Regions from separate parts of the Mus musculus genome. Here region 2 is linked to region 1. The links are chromatin loops, found by intact Hi-C in ENCODE. Cell type or tissue: left cerebral cortex. All regions are shown on one strand.

Region 1 (8,000 bases):
GAGAGAGAGAGATGCACACACATGAGTACCCACAGAGGCCAGAAGAGGATGTCAAACTCCCTGGAACTGGAGTTACAAGCCATGTGGGTCTTCCCTCACCCAACACATTGGCTTGAGGACCAACCTCAGGTCCTCTGTGACAGCAGCTAGTGCTCTTAACCCCCCAACTCCTCTATGGCCCCAAGCACCTTGCTTTAATGTGCTGAGCTTTTATTAGCCAGGAGGTTGAACGTCTTCTAAGCTTAGACAACTCAAATCTATCTCCAGCCTCCTTGTGTCACTGCTATGGTAGTTCAAAGGGCACAGGATTCTCCAGGCTGGGTTCCCACCAGCACTGATAGCAGAGGTGAGTCTCAGGCAAATGGTTACCATTATTCCCCAGGGAGTGGGACCCAGTCAGGTGGAGATAGACCATCTGGTTAATAGTGTGTGTGGCCCTGTTGCTCTGGAGTGGCCTTTTATGGCTCTCTGGGTTCTGTTAACCTTACCTTGCCAACCAACTGGGCTGTCATCTCAGCTGCAAGCACAAAGCTGCCTGTGTGCCTGGTGCTCAGCCTGGGAAGAGATACCATGTGGCTCTCTCATCTCCCAGAGCTTACCCAGCAGCTGGTTAAGTTCAGCTCACCCACAGGCTGCTCACCCTACTGCCCTTTGAACATGAGAGAAACTTGCTCAGCTCTGGATCTGTGTGGAAGGTGTGACACACTTGATAATACCATAGTGACTGGAGGGACAAACCATACGTCTTTGTCTGGCACCCTGTCCCCTACTCAGAGACACTACCTGTTTTTTTTTTGCCCAAACCTCTCTGGTCTCTACTCCCCACAGCCCACTTCCCCTTAGAGAATAGGCAGAGTTCTGTCATGTGCTGGCTTAGTTCCACATCTTCTGGGAGCCTCAGTTTACTCAGCAGCAAAATGGGTACAACAGTAACAGGAACTCCACAATGCCACAGAGAGACTGAAGGCACAGCGCACTCTCAGAAGTAGCGGGTGTTACTTCATAGCTACTGACAATCGCTTCCATTTCTCTATCATCACCCCCAAATAAAAACAGAGGCGCCTGTGTTAACTACTTCTGTGTCACTGTAACCAAATATCCATGGAATCAACTTAGGAAGAATTCTCTATTTCGCCTCCTGGTTTCAGAGGTATTTTATGGGTCAGTCATGGCAGAGAGGGCAAGGGCAGAGTTGAGCAGTTCACCTCATGGTGGCCCCCAAACAGAAGGAGAAACAGGCAGACTCTGAGAAGAGGTACATCCAAGGACCCGACCCCTGTGACTACTTCCCCTAATGAGGCCCCACCTCCTGAAGTTTCCACAACCTTCCAAAACAGCACCATCAACTGGGGATCAAACACCCGATATGTGAGCCTTTTTCAGGGACTGTTCGTACCCAAGTCGTAAGAGTGGGTGTTTACTGCTGTGATCAAACTCCAAGAGCTGGGTAGATTCGGGTATAATTATTTTGAATTTAAAACTCAATCTGGGCCAGGTTAGATGACTCCATGGATAAAATGACTGCCCCCAAAGCAAGATGACCTGAGTTCAAACCTCCAGAACCCACTTTAAATAGCCAGGCACAGAGGAGCGTAGTTCAATTCCAGCCCTACTTGGCGAGCTCCAGGCCAGTGAGGGAACCTGTCTCAAAACAATAAAGTTGATAGCGCCTGAGGAAAATATGTAGGGTTGATCTCTGACCTCCACAAGCACATATGTGCACCCCAAATGTTTGTATGATGTTTGTAGATGTGGCCTTCCCTGAGCCTCATTACTGGACCAGTTTGCTGGCTCAAATTTGCTCTGAGAATCATATTCCAGAAGGTTCTGGGGCAGGAATACGATGAGTTAAAGAGCCCTGTGTGCCAGCCTCCACCGGTAGAAACTCATTAGGACGTTTTTTATATGGTCTGCCTTTGGAATGGAGTTCTTCTATAAACCTGAGCAATGTTCCCCAACTTAAAATGTCAAACACAAATCACCCATAAAGCCAAGCTTCAGTCCCCAGCAGCCTTCGTTCCGCCCGTGCCTGCCTCTCTTGGGGACTTAGCTTGCAGCGAGGGAGGTCTCCTCACACAGTGGCTTTCCTGGGAAGTCATATTCCCAAGTGAGGCCAGCCTTGGGCTGTATCCCCTCTTCACCCAAGACTGGTACCTTTGGGATTTTCAAATGCCACACAACCCCCAACCAAGACCCTGAACTGACTAGCAGCAGCATTGTGCTGTGCTGTGAGGCTCTTTCCAGACCTTGGGGCACTCTCTGGGGCCCAGTGGGGATGTAAATGCTGTGGACAGTAGTGGGGCTCAGCCACATAAGCTGCGCCCACTGATGGGCAGCTGAGTACCCCATCCCCACCCCAGTTTCATAAAATGGGAACGGCAAAGGAAATAAGTGGAAATGCCATGCAGGCAGCTGGGAACATAAAAGGTCATAAAAACAGGGTCCTTTTCCATCACACGGGTAACGGATTTCATTGGGACAGGGGGCAAGTTTGCATCACTGGGTAGCTCTGGTCCCTGTCCCCGGCTGAAACCTATTCATTTTGGCTTCACAAAGCTGTCCTGGCAGCAGCCATCCATCCACAGACACAACCAGAAGCATGAGTCCTTCGAGACCAGCGTGGCTGTCTAGCAAGTGCTACACGGTCCTTAATAAAAGATGAGGAGTTCACGAAGGCCCTGCTTAGCAGCGCTGAGCGCTGGGTGAGCCCTGGAGGCTGGCTGGGGATGAGTGCGGGCATCCACAGAGAGAAGAGGGATTTTCAAAGATCAAACAAATTAGAGAAGTACTTAAGACCCAGCTCTGGGGGAGGAGAAGCAGCAGCCACAGCACGTGTCGGGCTTTGCTGTGCATTTTAAAAAAAAAAGCAGAATAATCATAAAACATCAAAGAACTCATCTCTTCCTCCCCCTCCTCTTCTCTTGTCTCACTTGTCATCTCTTGTCTCCTCTGGTCTTCTCTTGTCATCTCTTGCCTTCTTTTGTCTTGTCTTGTCTTGTCTTGTCTTGTCTTGTCTTGTCTTGTCTTGTCTTCTCTTCTCTTCTCTTCTCTTCTCACAGTACTTGGGATGGTCCCCTGAGCCCCTTGGTCCTGGAAACCTGACTGGACTGGTGAGGGGATAACGAAAGGACAGACACAGACATGCATACAGAAAACAGACCCAGTGAGGCACACACGCTCTGCTAGAGCAGCGCCATGTGGCCACCCAGGACCTCAGAGTGTTTATGTAGAGTAAGGGGTGGGTGCTGGTCTTGGTAGGCAGTGTCTGGGCGAGCAGACTCAGCCTGTAAATTACCAGAGGAGGGAACTACAGTAGCTAGTCTTTGCACACAATGGTCAATTGTTCATAAGCACCCATTCTTACACATTCACATATGCAAGACCAAAGGAAGACATTGCCAGCCAGAGCCTGGGGCAGGGGGTGGAGGCAGTTCAGGGAGACATCAGCACCCTCATGGGCCTGGGGCATTGGGTCCTGGACATGGCTGGGCCCTTGCTAACAATATATATTCACTTGGGACTCCATCTGCTCGTTAGCTTTCAATCAAGGCTCCCAACACGATCATTCCCCCTCCTCTTCTTGTTCTTTGAAGTGATGGAGATGGAGCCCAGAGCCTCAGACCTTCTCAGCAAGCACTCCAGCACTGAACTACATTGCTGGTCCTCTTTTTAAGTTGAGACAGTCTTACTGACTTCCCCAGGCTGGCCTTGAACTCATTCTGAAGCCTAGACAGGCTCTAAACTTGCAATCCTCCTGTCTCAGTCTCCTGAGCAGACGGGATGACAGGCTTGTGCCACCAGGTCACCCTTCTGTCAGAATTATCTCATTTTTCATAATGCACATGACATCTTATAATTAGGAGTAAAGAGTTTATAATGTTTAAAGTTGTAAATAAAAAGATACTTCTGGTATTTTCCCCAATTCTATATGTATAATATAATACGCTGCCATTTACTGAGAGCATAATATCTCAAGATTATTATATTTTCTAGCGATGACAGCCACAGATACAAGCAGTCTTATTATCTGTGTTCACTCGGAAGGGAATTGAAGCTTCTAGCGGTTAGAATGTCCTGTCTACGGCTCACTTCACGGTAAGGGCTGGAGCCGGTACTGATGCTGAACTTTCACCCCAGAAAGCTGTTTCTCAGATAAGCTGCGGGGAGCCCAGGTGGATCTGGAGACACAACAACCAACAGTGAGCGTCTCCTGCAGTAGAATTGAGATTCTTATTTAACGAAGCATTATCTTTCTTACAGAAATGGTTTCTGTTCGCAAGCTGCCATGGGAGAGAATCAGATGTATCATACAACCCCAGGGCTCCAGGGACAGTCCCCAGGTTTGGACCCCAAAGCATTTCCAAACAGAGCAGCTGGCCCCTGCCCAGGCCTGGGGGCCAGTCCACCATGTCTTCAGCTCTCTTTGGTGGCTCCCATTTATAAAGGGGAGAGACACTGGCTCACACAGGCTGCCTGCTAGAGCAGATGGCAGCATCAAATGAGAGATGTCTGTGATTCACAGTTGGCAGCAGAAAGCCACACGTGGGGCCTGCCCACACTGGGCCCAACAGGTTTCTGATTTCCCTGCAGGAACGGAGTTCCGGGTCTGACGTTGCTGTTAGGGTTAGAAGTACCTCACAGCTACCTGGTTCCCACAGCACCCAGGGTTTACTGCCGCAGTAGACTGCAGACCCCTTCGAGAGTTCAGAGGACAGAGTGAGGTGCACTCTGGATTGTTCAGGATCTGGCAGAACAATCCAGGGAAAGATGTAAGTACTACAATGGAGGGGCCACTCTGGGGATCTTGGGACAGAGAGGACATCGATACATTTGTCCAGTGAAGCCCTGTGGTGAGCCTGGCAGGAAGGCCTTGCACAAGCAGCTCAGACCAGGTGTTGTTGCTCAGGAAGCCCCCTGTCAGGGAACCTCTCACCCCATGGCAGCAGTTCTTCCCTTCCTAAAGCTGAGACCGTTTAACACACTTCCTCATGCTGTGGTGACCCCCAACCATAAAGTTATTTTTGTTGCTACTTCATAACTGTAACTTTGCTACTGTTGTGAATTGTAATGTCAACATTTATGTTTTCTGATGGTCGTAGGGGCCCCCTGTGAAAGGGTCATTTGACACACACCCCGTAAAGGGGTTGCGACCCACAGGTTGAGAATCACTGATCTAGTGTGTCTGGCCACCAGAGTAGCCACAAGGCGAGCCAGAAGCCAAGAGGCCAGGAGAGTAGGAACCAAAGGGAACCAAGAGACCACATGTAGCTAAAATAGTTAGATTATATTGTGATCAGAGAGGTGGAGGGAAGGAAAATACAACTCAGTCCCTGGGCTGGAGAGTTTATACTTTGAGGTATTGAAAAGGCACCTCAGTTAGCCTTTGTGGGGGTTGAGACCCAACACTCTCCCTCTTCCCTCCCCTCTCCTCCTCCTCCTCCTCCTCCTCCTCCTCCTCCTCTCCTCTCCTCTCCTCTCCTCTCCTCTCCTCTCCCCTCCTTATCCTTCCAGGTTAGTCCTGCACTTCATCACGCTGGAGTTCTGGCTCTTGTATGGGAAAAGGAAGCATCTATAAGAATTTATGACCTAGTTACCCAGGCACTTCTTCACCACGTTCTGTGGCCTAGGCTGGAGGCTCAGAGAGGGCAGTGGCCTGATGTGGTCAGGGACAGACCTGGATCCCAACTCTGCCTCTTGGTTTCTGGATTGGACTATAGGCCATCACCCACTCCCATCCAATGGGAAAGACCTCATCAAAGAGAAAGATGCCTCGTCTGTCCATCACTTTAAGCCACGATGGCCAGAGCTGCTCAAACAAGAGGCACAGAAGGAAAGAATGACTGACGGACCTTAGACCCTCCCACTTTGAGTCCTCCCTCTTAACTACCCACTGTGTTTATGTGGCCATGGGCCCAGTTCTCTCCCTCTCTGGGTCTCAGTACACCGAAGGAATAAAGGCATCCTGGCTTAGAAGTCAAAGGAAATAAAAGCCCACAGCCTGAGAGCTTCAGAGGAACAGATGAGCCCAGTGGCTGGCACTTAGGGATGTCTTAGTTGGAGTCACTATTGCTGAGATAAAACACAATGACCAAAAGGAGCCTGGGGAGGGAAGGGTTCACTGCTGATGCTTCCACATCACAGTGAAGGAAGTCAGGGCAGGAACCTGAAGGCAGGAACCTGGAGGCAGGAGCTGATGCAGAGGCCATGGCGGGGTGCTGCTTACTGGCTTGCTCCTCATGGCTTGCTCAGCCTGCTTTCTTATGGATCCCAGAACCAACAGCCCAGGGGTGGCACCACTCAGTTCCCCCTACACCCATCAACCAGCAATTGAGAAAATGTCCTTCAGGCTTGTCTACAGCTGACCTCGTGGAAGGATTTCTTAGTTGAGGCTCCCTCTTCTCTGATGGCTGTAGCTTGTGTCAAGTTGACATAAAATTAGCCAGAACAGGACTGGACTGGAGAGATGGCTAATATATAATATATAAGGACTCCAGAGGTCCTGAGTTCAATTCCCAGCAACCATATGGTGACTTATAAACATCTGAAATGGGATCTCACACCTGCTTCTGGTGTGCGAGTATACAGGCAGATAAAGCAGTCATATACATAAAACAAACAAATAAATGCTGGAGTTTTATTTCGTTTCCTTGTCTTTTAAAATATGATTGACTTATTTGTTTGCTTATTGCTTAGTTTTGTGTGGATTGCTGTTTTCCCTGCATGTATGTGTGTGCGGGTATCAGATCCCTAGGAGCTAGAGTTACAGACAGTTGTGAGCTGCCAAGTGGGTGATAGGAATTGAACCATGGTCTTCCGGAAGAGCAGTCAGTGTTTTTAACTACTGACTCTCTGCTGTCTCATAGCCCCTGGACAAAGGCTTTCAAGTCCAACTTAGTTTGATGGCCTGGTGGTTGCAGGGCCCTGGACACAGTACCTCATCACTGTGCCTCAGTTTCTTCATCTGTGAAATAGGACAGTCACAACCCTCACTGCAAAGGGCTAGCGAGGATAAATTACTCATTTTTTTTTTATTCTTTCGAGACAGAGTTTCTCTGTGTAGCCCTGGCTGTCCTGGAACTCACTCTGTAGACCACGCTGGCCTCAAACTCAGAAATCCACCTGCCTCTGCCTCCTAAGTGCTGGGATTAAAGGTGTGCACCACCACTGCCCAGCAAATTACTCACTCTTATCCCACCCTGCCAGTGAGCTAGGCTCAGCTGACCATTGGCCTCAGAGGCAGATATGAGGGTCAAGCATCTTCAAAGGCTTTCACACTTTGGCCAGCAGACCAAGTTCATGTGACTGTGGCCAGCAGATATCTGGACAGAGGAGCTCTGCGTTGTGAGGAACTAGATCCTGGCTCAGCGATTAGCAACTCAAGTGGCTAAAAATATAGTTGTTTGGTTTTCACTAGAAAAAAGGCACATACATGGCTGGAGTGGAGATTTGGTTTTTGGCAGTGGTTTTTAAAGCCCTTGATTTGAGAAATCTCTGCCCTTTCCCCCATAGGCTGTTACTTTTGAGAGTTGTGGTTGTCCTGACTGTGTAGCAGAGCCCTCTTAGCAAACTTCCCATCCTATTGGCTCAGAGCACAACACCTTCACTGATGGCTAATCTTAGGACTCCAGGTTGCCTCCTTTTCTGATTGTGAGTTCAGACATGTAGCCGACTTTGGGGAAAACTCTTCTAATTAAGGTTGACCAGATAGCCTTCTCCTTCTCTGACCTTGTCTGTGAGTTCAAAAACCCCTTCACTTCTACCTGCAAAATGTCATCTAGCTTTAGTTAGATTACAGGTCCAACTTCCTTTCCCCTGATAAGAACCCTTTCAGCCAGCACCTGAGATTCCTGAAATGCTTCCCCATGCTAACGAGACATTTTTGTATCCTAAACCTTCAGCCAATTACCTTTGCCTAGCTCGGATGTTCCTACCCCCAGTCCTCCAAATTATGTGAGCCTTGAAGCACCCCAAGTAATGCAGATCTGCCTCCCTGTAGCTGG
Region 2 (8,000 bases), 89 kb before region 1:
AAACAAAAGCTGATTTATGCAAAATGCAAGCTCATTACAAGTCAGTTAGGACAAGCTTTGGGGACAAACATCCTTTAACCAATTCCACCCCGCCCCTTCCATAGCCCAGGTGCAGTGGGAGGCTCCTGCCTTCCGGGGGGGCCCCACACCCCTGCCCATCTGATGGGTATAGCCAAGGAAAGTGTGGAGAGTCAGTGGGTTTTACATTCAGTTTTTACGGTCCCCAAACTCCATCCATGGATGCCTGATAACCTGACGACATTTTAGCTGAAGAGATTCATATAAACACACTTAAAAAGAAGTAGAGCTCACAGTGGAAGCAACCTCCCCTGGTTAGGTGGTCCTGCAGATCCAAGCCTGGACACACAGTCTCTACAAGAGGTTGACGGAGACTCCGTTTCCTGTCCTGATAGTGCTGGGCAAACAGTTCTGCCCTTTAAAGTGAAGAGAAAAGAGGTACCAAACTGGCAGAGGTGGGAGAACTCGGCACACAGTAGGTGCCTGTCCTGGTTAGGGCTAGTGCATTTCTAAGTCTCCTAAACCTTGGTGATCCCAGAAGGGCTGTAGGTCTGCCACTTAACCACAGTACTTGGAAGGATGAGCGCTTCCTCTGAGTGGCCACCAGAGGGCGAACGTACCTTTCCGACAAAGCCTGGAGGTGCCGACTTCTCTCCACACAGCTACACAGGGACCCTTCTCAGGGGAGCCTGGCCTGGGACCTGCCCTCTAGGGACAGCCACCACTGCTGTGGGTGTTCTTGTTGTGCTTTGGGCAAGAGGCTAATGTGCTAGGACCTTGCCTCCTTATGTGTGATGCTTTCTCTGCAGGCCCAGAGAGCTCATCACTGCTTTCTCCTGTTCTTAGTGTCCTGCTGGGTCACATCAGGGCAAGGAGCCCAGCTTGTGCGATGAGTTATGATTGACAGGGACCGGACCCTTGCTGAATGCTCTGCCCCCTGCCTGAGATGCCCTGTGACCCTATGTAACTGTCTGGGGCTTCTGGAAAAGACTCGCTGTCCGCTTGGCTAAGGCAATAGATACCACCCCCATTCCTTCCCCTACCAACCTCCACAGCACCCCCACCCCCACATGTCACCACCCTCTTGAATCACAGGGCAACTGGGTGACACTGAGACCCAATATGTCAAGGACCAGAGGCAAAGCAGCCACAGAGTGACTGGACACTGGTTCCTCTGTCTAGGAAGTTCTTGAGCTGATATCCAAGCAGTGGTTCCTGATTTCCTCTCAGCTCACTGCAGAGCCCTCCCCAGAGACCCTAACCCACTGGCCCTCAGCTTCTCTCCTCGCCTCTGACAGAGCAAACGACCTTTCTTATTCTCAGTCAGACCTGTTTCTGGAAGTCGCAATGCAGTTAGACAGGATCACAGGAATTTTAGTGGGATGTTTAAGTGTGTTGTCCTTCCTTCAGGAGCCCCCTACTCACTCTACAGAGTGAGTTTCAGGACAGCCAAGGCTACACAGAGAAACCCTGTCTCGAAAAACCAAAAAAAAAAAAAAAAAAAAAAAAAAAAAAAAATCACCAGGGGCTGGCAAGATGGCTCAGTGAGTAAGGGCGCTTGCAGCCAAGCTGGATACTCTGAGTTCAATCCCCAGGACCCACAAACTGAAAGGAGAAACATCAGCTCCCACAAATTGTCCTCTGACCCCCACAAGCATGCCATGGAGCTCACAAGCGTGTGTGTGTGTGTGTGTGTGTGTGTGTGTGTGTGATAAAGAATTCACCAGAACCAATAAGCAGTCAGTGGTGCTGTGTTGCTGGTGGCGGCTGGTGGCTGCTGGTGGCATTCCTTCTCCCTGTTTCCGCCCTCCCTCCCCTACACAGCCCATATTCTCAGAGGTCTCCATCCATCTACTTGGATTTGATGCCTGGCATTAACCTCACCCCGGGGAGCTTTTAATTGAATCAGGCAGAGTCCCTCTGAAGATCACAGCAGCACACATGAAGGCTCTGGCTGCCTGCGGCTCCTCTTTAGCTCCGGAGTGAAACCTTGTTTCCCCAATGAGCTGCCTCTGAAGAGAAGAAGAGGGACGTTAACAAAGATTTACTGCCTTCCTCAAGTTCAGACTCCTAAGTGAACACGGCAGTGAGTGCTCCGTGGGTACTCTGGGTACTCTGTAGCTGGTACTGTGAGAAAAATGACTCCCACCAGGATGGTGGACGTGGGGGACATGCCCATACTCACAGCATTCAGGAGGATAAGGCAGGAGGAGCCTGAGTCCCAGGCCAGCCTCGGCTACTAGGGAGCACCGTCGCAGGAACAAACAAACAAACAAATCAATAAAAAGAAGGGGCCTCGTGAAAATGCAGATCTGGATTTTATAGTTAACAATAGCCTCAAGGGATTTTGCCTTGTTTGAAATGTGCAAGAATAACATTAAGAAAGGTTTAGAACATTTTTGTAAATTATGACATGGTTTAAGCCATGTGTTAAGTCTTAAGCATAAACGTGGAGAGAATCCATTCTCCGTGACCACACGCTAGCATCCTCCAAACCCCTCCATTCCTCTCCAGCCTGATTGGCTCTCCTGGTGTTACAGCTTAGCTCCAGATGGGAAGCATTTTTTCATTGCTATAATAAAACACCTGAGGCTGAGCCCTTTAAAGAGAAAAGGGGTTGGGGTGGTGCCTGGTGAGATGACTCGGTGGTAAAGATGCTTCCCACTGGACCCAAGTTCAGTCTCCAGGATCCACGTGATGAAGAAAACTGACTCCTGCAAGTTGTCCTCTGACCATCACATGTGTTCCATGGCACATGTTCATGTGTGTACACGTATATGTATGTGTCTATGTATATGAAGTATATGTATATGTATACACAGGGTGGGGAAGGAAATAGACCTGGAATGATCTTTGAAACCTCAAAGCCCACTCGCAGTGACACACATGTTCCCACAGCATTGACCACGCCGTGTGCCTGCAGTGGGGCCCCAGAGCACAGGGACCAGGCTGGGTGGGGGTGGGGGACAGAGAGCTGGTGAGGCAGCTGTCCCAGCTTCCTGTTGCCCCGAGAAAGGTTGTCACAACTGTAACCCAACTTCAGGAGGGAGAAGAGGAGGAAGGGGAGGAGCGAGAGAGAAGAAAGGGAAGGAGGAAAGGGAACAGAGAGAGGATGAGAAAGGGAAGGAAAAGGGGTAGGGAAAAGGAAGGGGAAGAAAGAGGGGAGGAGGGGGCTGGTGAGATGGCTCAGTGGTTAAGAGTGCCGACTGTTCTTCCAAAGGTCCTAAGTTCAAATCCCAGTAACCACATGGTGGCTCACAACCATCCATAACAAAAATCTGATGCCCTCTTCTGGTGTGTCTGAAGACAGCTACAGTGTGCTTACATATAATAAATAAATAAATAAATAAATAAATATTTTTTAAAAAAAAAGAGGGGAGAAAAAAACGGGAGGAGGAGGGAGGAGAGGAGGAAGGGGAGGAGAAAGGGGAAGAAGGGAGGGGGAAAGAAAGGGGAGGAGGACAGAGGTAGGGGAGGAGGACAGAGGAAGGGGAGGAGGGAAGGTATGGGAGCCAATGTAGCCCTGAGTGACTATGCATTGTTGACACAGGCAAGGCCATGCCACCAACCAAGGCCTTGTGTCCAGTGGGACACTGGCACCCCTGGGTCAGGCTTGGGAAAAGCCAAGCTCTCCCTTGGTCCTAGAATCAGTGTTTATGAATATTAAAGAGTCTTAGAGTTCAGCTATTGTGAATAGACACCATGACCACAGCAACTCTTATGAAGGCAAACGTTTCATTGGAGCTGGCTTACAGATTCAGAGGTTTAGTCTATTATCATCATAGCAGGAAGCATGGCAGCATCCAGGCAGACATGGTGCTGGAGAAGGAGCTGAGAGTTCTGCATCTTGATTCAAAGGCAACCAGGAGAGATTGCGGTCCTCGGGCAGCTAGGAGGAAGTTCTCTTCCACAATGGGTGGAATCTGAGCATAGGAAGAGACCTCGAAGCCCACCTCCACGGCGACACACTTCCTCCAACAAGGCCACACCTCCTAACAGTGCCACTCCCTATGGGCCAAGCATATTCAAACCACCACAACCAGTATAGGGGGAAAGAAAAAAGAAAAAAAGAAAAAAAACCTAGACATTGCAGCTTCCTCCTCTGGGACGTTGTATCCCCAGACGACCCATCTACAGAGACCTCTCCTGCAAGTTTAGGTGACTCCACCGCTGTACACTCTGAGGTTCCAGTTTGCAGGTTGCTGTGGTTGGTGTGGTTCCGTCAGAGTGCGCACAGCCCCCCTGACCCCAGCTCTCCTTCATTTACTTACCACCCCAGTCGGGCTTCCAGACCCCTCCATGCAGATCATTACAGGAGGGCGAAGCAGCAGCCGCTAGTCTGGGGAAAGATGAAGTCAGTTCGCCAGGTCCCCAGGCAGATTTTGAACTTTGTGGTCTAGCTCTCCACCTTCAGGATGTCATTATTGCCTAGGTGACTCAGTTCTCCTTTCAAGAGCGCTCATCTCTAGCTCCCCACCCCATGTTCTTCTGCGACCCCCTCATCCCTTCACTGACATTGGCGCCCTCTTCTGGTCTCCACAAGCGCTGCACGCACATGCTGAAGATAGCGCCCAGGATTTCATGACAGCCAGGCAAGCGCCCTACCCACTGAGCGGTATCTTGGCTTTTCTTACATTGGAATCACCCACCTGATTATAGAATAGAATACGCTGATTGGCCAGGATCACTCTCCACCTAAGAGACTCGGTTTAGGCGGGGCAACCACCATCAGTAAGTACCTCCAGGGCCCTGAGGTCTTATCTTCAAGAGGGGCTAGGCAGAAACCTCAAGACCCATCCACCATGCCAAGAGTCCCTTTCTGACTCGTCTCCTAAACCGAGCTCAGCTGGGGAAGCTTGAGTTTGTGCCCAGAATGGGATTTCCCACGCAGAGCCACCAAAGCACCCACCCATGCAGGACCCAGGAGACACCTGCGGTGGCAATGTGGGCTCAGCCTTCAGTGCTCCGCGCAGATGCTGTGAGGTCTCACGGGTCCTCTGCCGTGGAACCTCATGGAGGAGCTGCCTGTGGTGGCGTTTGTGGGATGAAGCCAGCATGTGCATTTGGAGATAGCAGCCGATTCCATCTCAAGGATAAAAAAGGAAGGCGCGAAGGAAATGACATTTACGTGCTAGGAAAACCATCCCGCTCCAAACTGCCTCAGAGGAGGGAGCGGGGAGGTGGGCGGTGCCTCCCCCGCCTCCGGGCTGAGGAGCATCTGCTGGGCCGCCAGCCTGGCAGCAGGGCCGGTTCCATCCCAGTGCCCAGGGCCACCCCCACCTCCATCTGCTGCAAGATGGAAATACCAGCCTGTGTGCTCACAGAAACGGGGAGGGAAAAACAGTGTCTGGAAGGGAAGGGGTGCTAAGGTTTACTCCTGGGGTTCTGTTGGGAGCAGCCTAGCGGTACCTGGTCACCCTGTGCTGGGGAGAGGCCAGGCCTGGAGGCTGTGGGGAGCTGCCTACCCTAGCAGGCTATTTACACATGGACTCAGTCACCAAGCTGAGTCTCAAGTTTCCTTATCTGTAGAATAGAGCCAAGCCTCTCCTCTGGGCAGTTGTAGAAATGCAGGCATGCACAACTCCCTGGAGCCAGTGATCAAGGACATGAACCTTCATCTCTGCCCTTAACACCCCCACCCCACCCCGAAAAGGAATGGGTGACTGTAGTGTTTGAACGAGAATGGCTCCCACGGGCTCATATGTTTGAATACTTGGTTCCGGTTGGTGGAACTGTCTGGGAAGGACGAGGAGGTGTGGTCTTGTTGGAGGAGGTGTGTCATTGTGGAAGGGCTTTCAGGTTTCAAAGACTGGTACCATTCTCCGTGTTCCCTCCTGCTTTCAGATCCAGATGTGAGCTCTCAGCTGTTCTTGCTGCCATGTCTTTGCTTCACCGGCATGGACTCCAGTCTTCTGAAACCATAAGCCCAATTAAATGTTTCCTTTTATAAATTGCCTTGGTCATGGTGCGCTGTCCCAACAACAGAATAGTAACTAAGACAGTGGCTAGTTACTCATGCAGTAATTGTTACAACTGAGGCTCCCCCATGCCGGAGACCACCACATATACAGCTGGTGTCTAAAACCAGCCACAGTCCCCTGGGATCCTAAACTCCAGCAGCCCCACCTCATTGCTCATTTCTGGAGTCCACCATTCCTCCTGTCATCCCAGCTCTGACCTCGACCAACTCTCTTTGTTTCAAGTGTTGCTTCCTCAGGGAAGCCTCTAAGCTCACTAACCGCACTACTGCAATCTCTCCTGGCTCCTCTCTCCCAAACCACTGCTGATATATATCCGGCTGGTGATTGATTTATTAAAACAAAATCTCCTGTACCCCAGGCTCACAAGAACTTGATAGGTAGCCAAAGAGAACTTCTGACTACTCCCCACTTCTACCTCCCCAGTGCTGGGATAACAGGCCACCATGCCACCATGCCACCATGCCTGGTTTAAGAACCATAGGGATTAAATGGAGACTTTGTGCATGCCAGGCACTACCAACAGTCACATCCCCAGCCATCCCAGCTAGTTCTCTGAGCAGCCTCATTCCTCGCCTGAGGCAACATGACACAATCAGTCACTTGCCGCTCAATTGTTCCCAATTCAGAGCAAGCACAGGTCTCACCCACCAAGACCCAGGTAGAAGCAGCCAGTGGAACCCCAGGGGTGAGGAGTGCCTGTCAGAGAAGTCTCTGTCTCCAAATTCCCAGCTTTTCCTGGGACAAAGCCTGGGCAGGCTTTTACTATTCTTTCCCCCGCCATAAAAGACCACAAAAATTACAGATCCAGGCAGCTTGCAAGAGCTTTTGTCCCAGAAGACCAGCTCCTCCCTCACAAAGAGCCCTCTGGAGGAAGTTGCCTGCTGTGAGGACCCAGGAGAGAAACGTGAGTTTTGGGCTGCCTGCCTGTCTGGAGGAGAAGCAGCCTTCTTTGAGAAGCCAAACATCTTCAGCATGCAGGCGTCGCCCACCAGCCATCTGCCCCAGGTTGAGTTTGGCCTGCCTCTTGGGAGCCAAGAACTCTGAAAATGGTCCCCAGGGGCCAGCAAGGCCAGCCCAGCCCTCCTCCGGCTGGCATGAGCTCATATGAGCCCGCAGAAGGAACCAGTTTTGGAAACACAGCCCCTTGGTGGTGCGCCTAGCCCCACCCCCAACCATGCCGCAGAACACAATAACAGCTGGGATGTGAGACACCAAAAAAGGTCTCATCCGTGTGACAGATGTCAGCCCTTGGGGAGAGTGACAGCCCCAGCTCTCCTGGGACCTTTGACGTGAGAGAGACAGTTCTCTTGCTGCTTTGGGGTCTGGTGTCTGGGGCCTCCCAGGAGCTGAGCTGATGTGCTGGGCCCCTGCTCTCTAACTGTGGTTTTCAGGTGCTCAGGAGATGGGGCTGGAGCTGCCCAGGGACGGGGGTTGGGGTTGGGGGGAATTGAGCAGTCAGGCATAGCTCTGAGCTTCCCCATGGATAGATAGCTCAGTGCTAGAGAGATCAGAACCCCCCTTCTCCCCTTGCTGGTGTCTGTCCCTGTAGGGTAGCACACTTATGGAGACATCCCCCCAAAGAGGCCTCAACCTAATGGGACTGGGATCTCTCAGCTGGCTTAGGTTGTGGGGGTGGGGGGAGGGGTAGGGGGAGGTTCTTACCTCACCAGCTCTCCTCTCCTCCCCCACCCCTCCTCTTCCTTCTTTCTCCTCCTCCTCCCCCTCCTCCTTCTCTTCCTCTCTCTCTCCCTCCTCCCCCTCCTCCTCTCTTCCTTCTCTTCCTCCTCCTTCCTACATCACCTCACGCCATCCTCACACTTCCTAGCCCAGTGAATGGCATTTCTAGTCACTCCCAAGCTCGGGCGTTTGCTCTGGTCCCTCTCTCTCCCTCTGCCCATGAGAGAGGAAAATGGCTGCTGCCACACTTAATCTTCACTGTCTGTATGAGAGGATTTAGAGTCACCCGGGAGATTGACAAGGCTCATCACTTCCTGGATGTCT

The links. A loop is a pair of places that touch in the nucleus more often than their neighbours do. Peaks named below come from ENCODE experiments on the same cell type or tissue, not always from the same donor. Only the 100,000 strongest peaks of a DNase experiment are listed, where the experiment ranks them.
Region 2: a loop joins it to region 1, with 6 times the contacts of the local background. A loop is called at or near these places in 5 of 42 quality-filtered maps.

What each region holds. Positions count from the first base shown.
Region 1 is chr2:168,349,309-168,357,308 of GRCm38, reverse strand. All of the region lies in intron 1 of Gm33262 (a long non-coding RNA gene), which reads right to left. Among named protein-coding and RNA genes, the nearest start is that of Gm22704, 18 kb to the right of the region's middle. In left cerebral cortex, no CTCF peak of the experiment used is centred here; a DNase peak (open chromatin) is centred at 4,523.
Region 2 is chr2:168,438,254-168,446,253 of GRCm38, reverse strand. Gm33413 (a long non-coding RNA gene) reads right to left here and starts at 6,735. Exons shown (of 4, transcript XR_867021.1): 1 at 6,648-6,735; 2 at 4,950-5,930; 3 at 4,668-4,713; 4 at 3,849-4,357. In left cerebral cortex, CTCF peaks have their summits at 620 (motif pointing right) and 4,550 (motif pointing left); DNase peaks (open chromatin) are centred at 633, 5,157 and 6,944; H3K27ac peaks cover 2,684 bases.